Linked DNA regions of Homo sapiens: regions 2 and 3 are each linked to region 1. A link is a contact called in ENCODE Hi-C data. All regions are on one chromosome and are shown on one strand. Each heading gives the region's core, a stretch centred on a gene start or an enhancer-like site at or near the end of the contact. The rest is flanking DNA. Distances are from core to core; before and after follow the strand shown.

What was found. Hi-C counts contacts between places; a loop is a spot of excess contacts on that map. Pooled maps may share reads with other maps.
Region 2: a map of Calu3 shows a loop between it and region 1 (8-fold over the local background). The contact joins two enhancer-like sites. A Hi-C loop is called at or near these places in 3 of 168 maps with a recorded cell type or tissue (Calu3, IMR-90 and mammary epithelial cell) and 3 of 50 pooled maps.
Region 3: a pooled map shows a loop between it and region 1 (6-fold over the local background). The contact joins the promoter of FAR2-AS1 here to the enhancer-like site in region 1. A Hi-C loop is called at or near these places in 5 of 37 single-sample maps with no recorded cell type and 8 of 50 pooled maps.

The regions. Positions count from the first base shown.
Region 1 is chr12:28,869,906-28,872,741 of GRCh38, reverse strand. No RefSeq gene overlaps it. Among named protein-coding and RNA genes, the nearest start is that of FAR2, 280 kb to the left of the region's middle. Within about 2 kb of position 1,546, at least 2 of the 41 ENCODE cell types and tissues checked have a DNase peak (open chromatin) inside an H3K27ac peak, as active enhancers do.
Region 2 is chr12:28,568,537-28,571,624 of GRCh38, reverse strand. No RefSeq gene overlaps it. Among named protein-coding and RNA genes, the nearest start is that of CCDC91, 380 kb to the right of the region's middle. Within about 2 kb of position 1,709, at least 7 of the 41 ENCODE cell types and tissues checked have a DNase peak (open chromatin) inside an H3K27ac peak, as active enhancers do.
Region 3 is chr12:29,316,400-29,319,379 of GRCh38, reverse strand. It overlaps FAR2-AS1 (FAR2 antisense RNA 1), which reads left to right and starts at 1,532. Exons shown (of 7, transcript NR_103860.1): 1 at 1,532-1,672. It overlaps FAR2 (fatty acyl-CoA reductase 2), which reads right to left. Exons shown (of 12, transcript NM_001271783.2): 9 at 2,368-2,539.

The DNA.
Region 1 (2,836 bases), core at 297-2,796:
CATGCAGAAGATACCATACTTTACCACATTACTCACCATTACTTTACCGCACCCAAGTTGCTTTTGCTCACATTGTTCTCTTTCTGCCAGGAATATTATTTCCTTCCTACTCTTCAAAGCCCAGATCAGATATGACCCTTTGTGAACCAACCACCCAGGAACCCCTACATGAAACAAATCTTCCCCTAAACAATGTGCCTGTCCATTCTTTCTTTCTATCATCTACCTATCTATATCTATCTCTATTATCTATCTAATATCTATCTATCATCTCTATAGCTCACACTGTGTTGCAGGTGGTTGTTTACCTATCTGTTTCTCCATCTGGAATGTGAAGTTTCTGAGGGCAAATTCATGTGGCATTTACCTTTATATCCCAGAACCTAGTACAATTGCTGCCATATACACACTCCTCTGGACAAGGAAGTGGTCACTATCAAGAAATCATATCAGGATTGCTTAAAGAGTTTATATTCCAAAAGATACCATGATATTTTGGGGCCAATAGGATTTTTAGGTCTAGCTATTCATCCAAGGAGTAAGAAACATACTTCTCATTGAACTCCGTAGGCAACATATTGGTACGTGTGAGCTGAGTGATTCCTGGCTGAGGCAGCTTCCTCACTTTAAGGGGTTGCATTTTTTATAGGATAGCAAAGGGAGCGGAAATTGAACAGTTAAAGTTATTAGAAACCCGGAGAAGAGAGGTACTGAAGATACCCACAACATGCCCTGGATAGACAGCGCATGCATGTCTGGAGTCAATGAGAATTGCCATCCCTGGTAGAGAGGGTCTGAGCCTCCATCTGGGTCATAAAACCAGCAGAGTAGATTTTTCTTGCAGGCCAATCATAATGCTTAAGAAATGATTCCCCACTGACTTCTTTCACCACCAGGTAGTTTTAGGAGATGAGAGTGGGGTGGGAAAGGGAGGATTTCAAGAATCAGAATTCTTATAACAAGGAAGAATTTCCACATCAAAACCTGGATTTGTAGATCTGTTTTATGCCAAGTGTGAAAAGGCACGAAATAGCTAGGCATGAGCTATTCCCCAAAGACTTGTCCTTTACTAGAAAGAACTTTATAAATGTTAATAGGTACTAGACTAGCTGGAAGCAGATTTGCTCTGGGCCCAAAAACGTAAAATAATCATCACTTTGTTTGTCTGATTCTAAACGGACTTAGTATTGATTTGCATTATAAGAATTCCAAATTCCCACCACTCTGGGAAAGTCATCCAAACCCACTACTTTTCATTCCTGGTAGTTTTCTGCACATGAAACTTCCTTTTCAATTTTGTACCAAGTCTGGAGAAGAATACACATGAGAGAAAGTCTGACCATTGCATCTGCTCTCTTTCCATGGTTCCAGCCCAAACACTTGAGAATGGGTTCCATTTCAACTGGTTTCAAGGGTGTGGCTCAAGTTCAGTCTGTGTACAAAGGAAGGAGTTCAAATTAGTCATAGACCCTAAGAAAGCCTGAGAACAAAAAGTAGGTATAGTATGTACCAGAGGGTTTGCCTCTATTACATGGGACTTAGAAACACACATTATCACTGCATTTCCTGTCATAAAAATATAAGTTCAGAATTTTAGAGTGAAAGAGACTTTAGAAATTATCTCCCTTACTTTACAGTTAAGGATAGACCATACAGTGAGTCAGCAGTGCTGAGGCCAGACACTTCATCTTCTAACTTCCTCAGCACACCTCTTCCTCTCTACTGCAAACTCTCTCCATTACAGAACATTTAATTTTTTTTTTTTTTTTTTTGACAGAGTCTTGCTCTGTCACCCAGGCTGGAGTGCAATGGCGCAATCTCAGCTCACTGCAACCTCCGCTACCCAGGTTCAAGCTATTCTTCTGCCTCAGCCTCCTGAGTAGCTAGGATTACAGGTGCGTGCCACCACACCTTACTAATTTTTGTATTTTTAGTAGAGATGGGGTTTCACCATGTTGGCCAGGCTGGTCTCAAACTCCTGACCTCAGATGATCCATCGGCCTCAGCTTCCCAAAGTGCTGGGATTACAGGCATGAGCCACTGCGCCTGGCCAGAACATTTTAACTTTTAGATCTTTTCATGCATAATATAAACTTAATGCATGTAGCAAGCCTATTTATTCATTTATGAATTTAATACATATTAATTGCCTACTATGTGCCAACATTGTTCTGGCTGCTTTGGAATATTTTAGTGAGCAAAATACACTAACATCCCTATACTTGCAGAGTTTATATATTCTAGTGGGATAGTTAAGACATACATACTCATGCCCATTTGACAGATCAAAAAATGAAGACTCATAAAAAAGTAGCTTGGAAAACAAGTTAACTAATAACAGATTTGGCACTGTGATTTAGAATTATTGCCCCAGACCTGGCCTGGAATGAATACACAAATTCATGGTTCTATCTTGAAATATATTCAGAGCCTCAGGAGGTAGAAAATTCTGTTCACACACAGTCCTTATTTAAGTCGGGCACAAGTCAGTCTAAGGACTGAAGCTGTGTGAGGAGGAAGAGCCACAAGGCTTTTATTTAAAGAATGCAGATTTATTAGGTTTGCTTCTAAGTCTGCATGTCACTTCACTTTCTTGGTGATTGCTGTGGGTTGAATTATCTTTCCCAAAGATACGTTGAAGTGCCCAGTAGTTCAGAATGTGACCTTATGTGGAAACAGGGTCTTTATATGGGTAATCAAGTTAAAATGAGAGCATTAGGGTGGGCCTAATCCAATATGACTGGTGTCTTTATAAAAAGGAGAAATTTGGACATGGAGACAGATATATATAGAGGGAAGATAATGTGAAAATGCAGAGAGAATGCCATCTACAAGC
Region 2 (3,088 bases), core at 460-2,959, 300 kb after region 1:
TGTTATTCTTTAGAGCCATCTGTCTTTCATGCTCTGATCCCCTATCAAGTTCAAAGGAAAGAAAGGAAGGAGACAATCAGAAGCTGAGGTGGACGGACACTGTGCCAGAGAGAGATGTGCCAGGATAGAAGCCAAGAAAATAAGAACACATTTAGGGCAGTATGATTTTGCAGTAGTGAGTGGTCACACAACAGTCCTCTGTAAACTTCAGGTCACAATATATGAAAAGTCCACCACATTGAAGGGGAGGACTAAGTGGAGTGGGAGGCAGGAGGAAGTTGATTCCCACATCATTGCATTCTCAAATGATTCTGACACTCAGTAGGACATCCAAGAAGGATATACAGTAGTAACCCCTTACCTGTCATCTCATTCCTGTGGTTTCAGTTACCTGTGGTCAACCGTGGTCTGAAAATATTAAATGGAAAATTCCGACATAAACAATTCATACGTTTTAAACTGTGTGCCCTCCCTCCCCATCTTACCCAGGAGGTTAATCCTCTCTTTGTCCAGCGTCTTCATGCTATCTACCCTCCCTGCCTGTGATTTACTTAGTAGATTTCTTGGTTAACAGATCTGTTGTCATGATAGCAGAGTGCTTGTGTTCAAGGGACCCTTATGTTACTTCATAAAGGTCCTAACCACAAGAGTAGTGATGCAAGGCAATTTGGATATACCAAAAAGAAACCATAGTCTTCTTTACATGAAAAGGAGGAGGTTCTCAACTTAATAAGAAAAAAAGAATTGTATGCTGAAGTTGCTAAAACCTACAGTAAAAACAGACCTATCTGTTAAATTGTGGAGAGGAAAAAAAAAATGTGTGCTAGTTTTGCTGTTGCCCTTTAAACTGCAAAATTATGGCCACAGTGCATGACAAGCGCTTAGTTAGGATGGAAAAGGTATTAAATTTGTGGGTGGATGTGAACAGAACTGTGTTTGATTGGGTTCCTACAATCCATGATTTCAGGCACCCACTAGCAGTGTTGGACCATATCCCTCTTGGATAAGAGGGGACTATTGTACCCACAAAGCAGAGTTTAAAATTACTGTCTGGCAAAGTTACTTTCTAACTAAGATATTTCACTGACAACTAGAAAAATTTCAAATTAACCTGTGGGCTGGTCCCACTGTAAGTGGGTAAATGAATAACATTTTACAATAGGTGTTTCCTGGGCTTTCTCTATCAAAAATGCAGTAGTCAAACCAGGTAGAACAAGACTCAATTATAGGAGAAAGCTCACAGGGACTATAATAGATGAAACAGGAATATGACTCATACAATATGAGAGTGTCAAGGGATCTCAGTGGTAGCTCAGAAAACACTGTTGAGAAAGATATGGCCCTGTTTAGGCCATCAGTTTGGATAGTGACAGAGCCAAAACTGAAGCCTAAGCACTCAGGGCTTCTGGTCCAGTGAGCCTGGTAGGTACTTTCTCACATCAGAGGAATTTATTATTGTGAAAAGTAAATACTTCCTGTGATAAATCATTAATATACTTCTAAAATTTTTTTTATCAAAAAGGATGAGCTTTCAGATAATGAAACAAATTCTAGGCATATAAATGATAACATCCAACTGTTTGTTGTATAACCACATTCCTAAGGAATTTGCAGAGTGACAAATGACTTCACACAAACATTTGTTTCTGGCTGTACACTTTCTTAGCGGCTTTGGAGGAAATGTTGATTCAAGAATGCAAAAGAGACTGATGATCTGAATTGGCTGGGAATGAGAAAAATCTTATTTAAATGACTGGATCAGAGAATAAGGCAAATGTTTATGCAACACCCCTTCCAATCTGAGTGAAACAATATGGGCCGCCTATATCCAGGAAATGCTCCCTTGGAATGGGGAGCTGCTCTGCTTGCCTCTGGACACACTTGCAAGGAAGTGAAAGCAGCCGTCAGGCCTTCCTGATCAGCAATTAAAGTGGGTGGGAAATTAGCAAATTAATGTACCCGTCATCTCACACAGTTGGCAGGTGAGGGCTTTGGAAGCAGATCTAGGTGAAAAATGCACTGCACAAGGTGTCAGAGGACCTGGGTTCCAGTCCTAGGTCTGTCACCATTGTTCCAATTGTGTCACCGTGGGCAAGTTACTTAACCTCTCCGGTTGGGCTTCAGTTTCCTTCTCTGTAAACTGAGAGCATTGGACTACATCTTCTCCAGCTCTTCTGTTTTCCAAGGATTCCTATTCAAATGCCTACAACAATCATTCTCAACATAAGGGAATTTTGTGCCCCCCAGCCAAAGGACATTTGGAAATGTCACACTGATTGTCACAACAGAGGAGAAGGTGCTACTGGCATCTGCTGAGCACAGGCTAGGGATACTGCTAGACATCCCAAAATCCACAGGACAGCCTCTCCACAACAAAGAATTATCCAGCCCAAAATGTCAACAGTATGGAAGTTTGAAAACACTAACTGAAGGGACAATATAATGATGAGCCCATTTCAGCCAATCATAAATCTTTTGGCTTTTTAAGAGAACTTGAAATTTTGGATTTTTATGTAAATATCCCAAATTTAAAGTATAGCAACATGTCAATTTTTTAAATAAAACACGCTAGGGGCCAAACAAAACAGGGCTTCAGGACAAATCCTGTCTGCAGGCTGTCAGTTTGTGGAATCTTATTTAGCCACATACCGTCCAAGTAATTAATGTAATTTCGCTGAAAGCATGGATTCCTCCATCTGCATCTGGTTATCTGAGCTAGAGCTAAGCGGGTCAAGGTTAATCCACATTGTGCTCACGCACATGTGTGCAATGTAGTGGAAAAAACACTAAATGAAACAACCAGAGATGTTACTGCTTACCATCTGTGTAATCCTGGATTAGAAGCCATTAAATTCTCTGAATAACAGGGTCTCCATTTTTAAGGAGGTTCCCTATCAATATCGTCACTGTCTACTTCTCCAGTTTGTCACAGCATAATAGTATCTTGGAGCAGGAAGAGGCTTTAGAAATCACCCAGTATGCAATTATACCCAGAGAAGTGGTGTGACTTTGCCTACAAGCCCATGGTCAGTTAATAGAAGACCTGGGCTTGAAAGCAAGGTGTCTTGACTCCGTGTCCCAAGTTCTC
Region 3 (2,980 bases), core at 283-2,782, 450 kb before region 1:
TCCTTATGAGTTTGACAATTCAGAAGTTGATTTTTACAAAGTATTCTTACCCCCATTAAGAGGGTAAGACATACTGTTTTGTACCCCTTGGCCGGGCGCGGTGGCTCATGCCTGTAATCCCAGCACTTTGGGAGGCCGAGGCGGGTGACTTGCTTGAGGTCAGGAGTTCGAGACCAGCCTGGTCAAGATCGTGAAACCCCATCTCTGCTAAAAATACAAAAATTAGCCAGGCACAGTGGCGGGCGCCTGTAATCCCAGCTACTCGAGAGGCTGAGGCAGGAGAATCGCTTGAACCCAGGAGGCAGAGGTTGCAGTGCGCTGAGATCTCGCCACTGCACTCTAGCCTAGGTGACAAAGCAAGACTCCATCTCAAAAAAAAAAGAAAAAAGAAAAAGAAAAAAAAAAGACTTTTGTACCCTTCATACACTGTTGTGGTAGTGCCAATTGACAGTCTCTTCCTTAGGGAGGGTCACCTGGCACTAGTCACAAACTCCACATACTCTTCAATCCAGCAGTCTCCCTCCTCAGCATCCTCTCCTGACACAGGCACATTCTACAAAGAGGCATGCACACTGATATTCATTGCCCTATTTGCAGTAGAAAAAAAAGACAACACCGGGCAGAATGACTTAGATTTTCATGGAAAATTAGTGGAAAAAGTTGTAAAATATGTACAATTGATTTATATACACACATACCCCCCTACTGCAAAGCAAACTATGTACGTCCATATATGGATGTAAAAGCATAGGAGAGTATACACAAGCACACCTGGAGCAGGAAAGGGTCTAGAAGGATTTCAGCTTTTTCTGCCATAAAGATTATTGCTAAAATACATACCACACAACAAACCAACCCATTTCCCACAAATATTACTGTTTGACTTCTCACAAGATACATATAGATTTTTATTGTGTCTCTTCCTTCTGTGTTTCTCTTTTTTCCTAACTGAACTTTGTTCTTTATGCAGGCCCTCTTCCAATCCTGATATATTTTAAAACCTTTAGCATTTCTGCCTACAATATTTGGGTTTTCTTCTTTTCCTGTCTTTATTTAATAAGCCCCATACAAATATTTTCCCCATAATCACAATGTTTCCTTTTCACCTTGCTCAAGAACTGAGTTATGAGCTCCAAATGAGGTCTTTAAAAATTTAGATAAACTCTACATTGGCTAAGTTTTAGTCATTTGCACTGCTAATAAAGATGACAAACACGCTGAAGAAGACTTCCTCCCTTATAAAGGGGCTAGCACAGAAGGCAATACTGTTCATACTTCTGATTCTTGATCACGAGAATTGCCTTAGGCAATTATAACAATGACTCCTCTGACACATAATATTATTCAAGCGAGACAGATAAAGGCGTATGTCCTGTGTCACACAGCTAGGTGGTGACAGCTGCCTTAGCATCAGCACACTGTGTTCCCTCTAATTTCTTCACTCATCTCTAGGTGGCAGTAAATCTGGTTCCGAATACTGACTTTGAGACTCGGCTTTCTCCACATCCTTCCTGTCACTTCCTTTGAGACTAATTCAGATTCTTTCCTTAGCTTCTATTTCCCCATTTGTAAAATTGGGATGATGAGGACATCTTCCTTGGGTAGCTGTGACAATGAAAATGGGATCATCATGCATCAGCCTTAGCCCCACGAGTGCCACAGTAAACTCTCAGTAAGTGAGGTTGTCATCATTATTGTATATTTAAGATTATCTACCTATTCAGAAAACCCTAGTGACAGAGTCTCAATTGCTTTTCTTTTCGCATGAATGATTACTTGCTGAATTCATCAACCTCTTTAACATTTACCTTCCTTTATTGTGCTGGAACATTTTTAATGTCTTTTGTGGCTTCTCACTATGACTGCTTTGTTCAAAACTTATACAGGTCGAGTATCCTTTATGTGAAATACTTGGGCCAGAAGTGTTTTGGGTTTTGATTGTTTTCAGATTTTGGAATATTTGCATATATGTAATGAGCTATCTTGGGGATGGGACCCATGTCTAAACACAAAATTCATTTCTGTTTCATACACACTTAGCCATATACACAGAGCCTGAAGGTAATCTTACATAATATTTTAAATAATTTTATGTATGAAACAGTTTTGAATGTCTTTTGACTGTGACCCATCACATGAGGTAAGGTATGTGGAATTTTCCACTTGTGGCATCATGTCAGCACTCAAAACGTTTTGGATTTTGGAGAATTTCAGATTTTGGATTTTCAGATTAGGTGTGTTCAATCTGTATATATGGGTAAGATTCAGTTGTCTCCTTTAATCCTCGGCTGAAGGAAGCACTAAAGATTTTGGGGCCTTAATCTCCCATGCAGTGACACTCTCAAAGCCATTGACTCAGCTTCTCACCTGGGCTTCCTTCCAGTGAGCCGCAGATAGCAGTCATAGATAATGGCAGGGGCCCGGTGGCTGACCGCATTCCAGTACTGTGATGTGAAGCTGTTGCTGGTAAAATTAGCATTTGGCCTCCTGAAAGGTCTCTCAAATGGGATTTTTTCAAAGGTTGCCAAGACTTGGACTCCTGGGGAAAAAAGAAAGTAAGTGCTAGAGGAGAAAAGGAGAATATAAGTCCATCATAGTGGAAAGCATTTGTAATGGGTCAAAACAATAAAGACGAAGGATTTGCTGTGTAGAGTCAAGAATCAATTTCTGAGAACAATATAAAGATTTTTGTGCTGGGCAAATGGTTATCTGCAAACTGAAACAGTGTGAATGGGTTAATAATTGGATTCTTTAGTTGAAGCATTTACTGTAAAACAAACTATTGGGGAAACACTTGTCAATACAAGGAGGTACTGTTCAGAAAAACATGAATCTGCCTTTAATTCTAAGGTCATCCAGTCTATTCTGAAAGCCCCAAGACAGAGGCGAGAGACCTTATTTCCCTGGCTGGACCATTACTTTCAGAACCATTTAGAAAGTTTCTTAACATTTTATTTGAATCTTTATTAAAGGTTTAAGT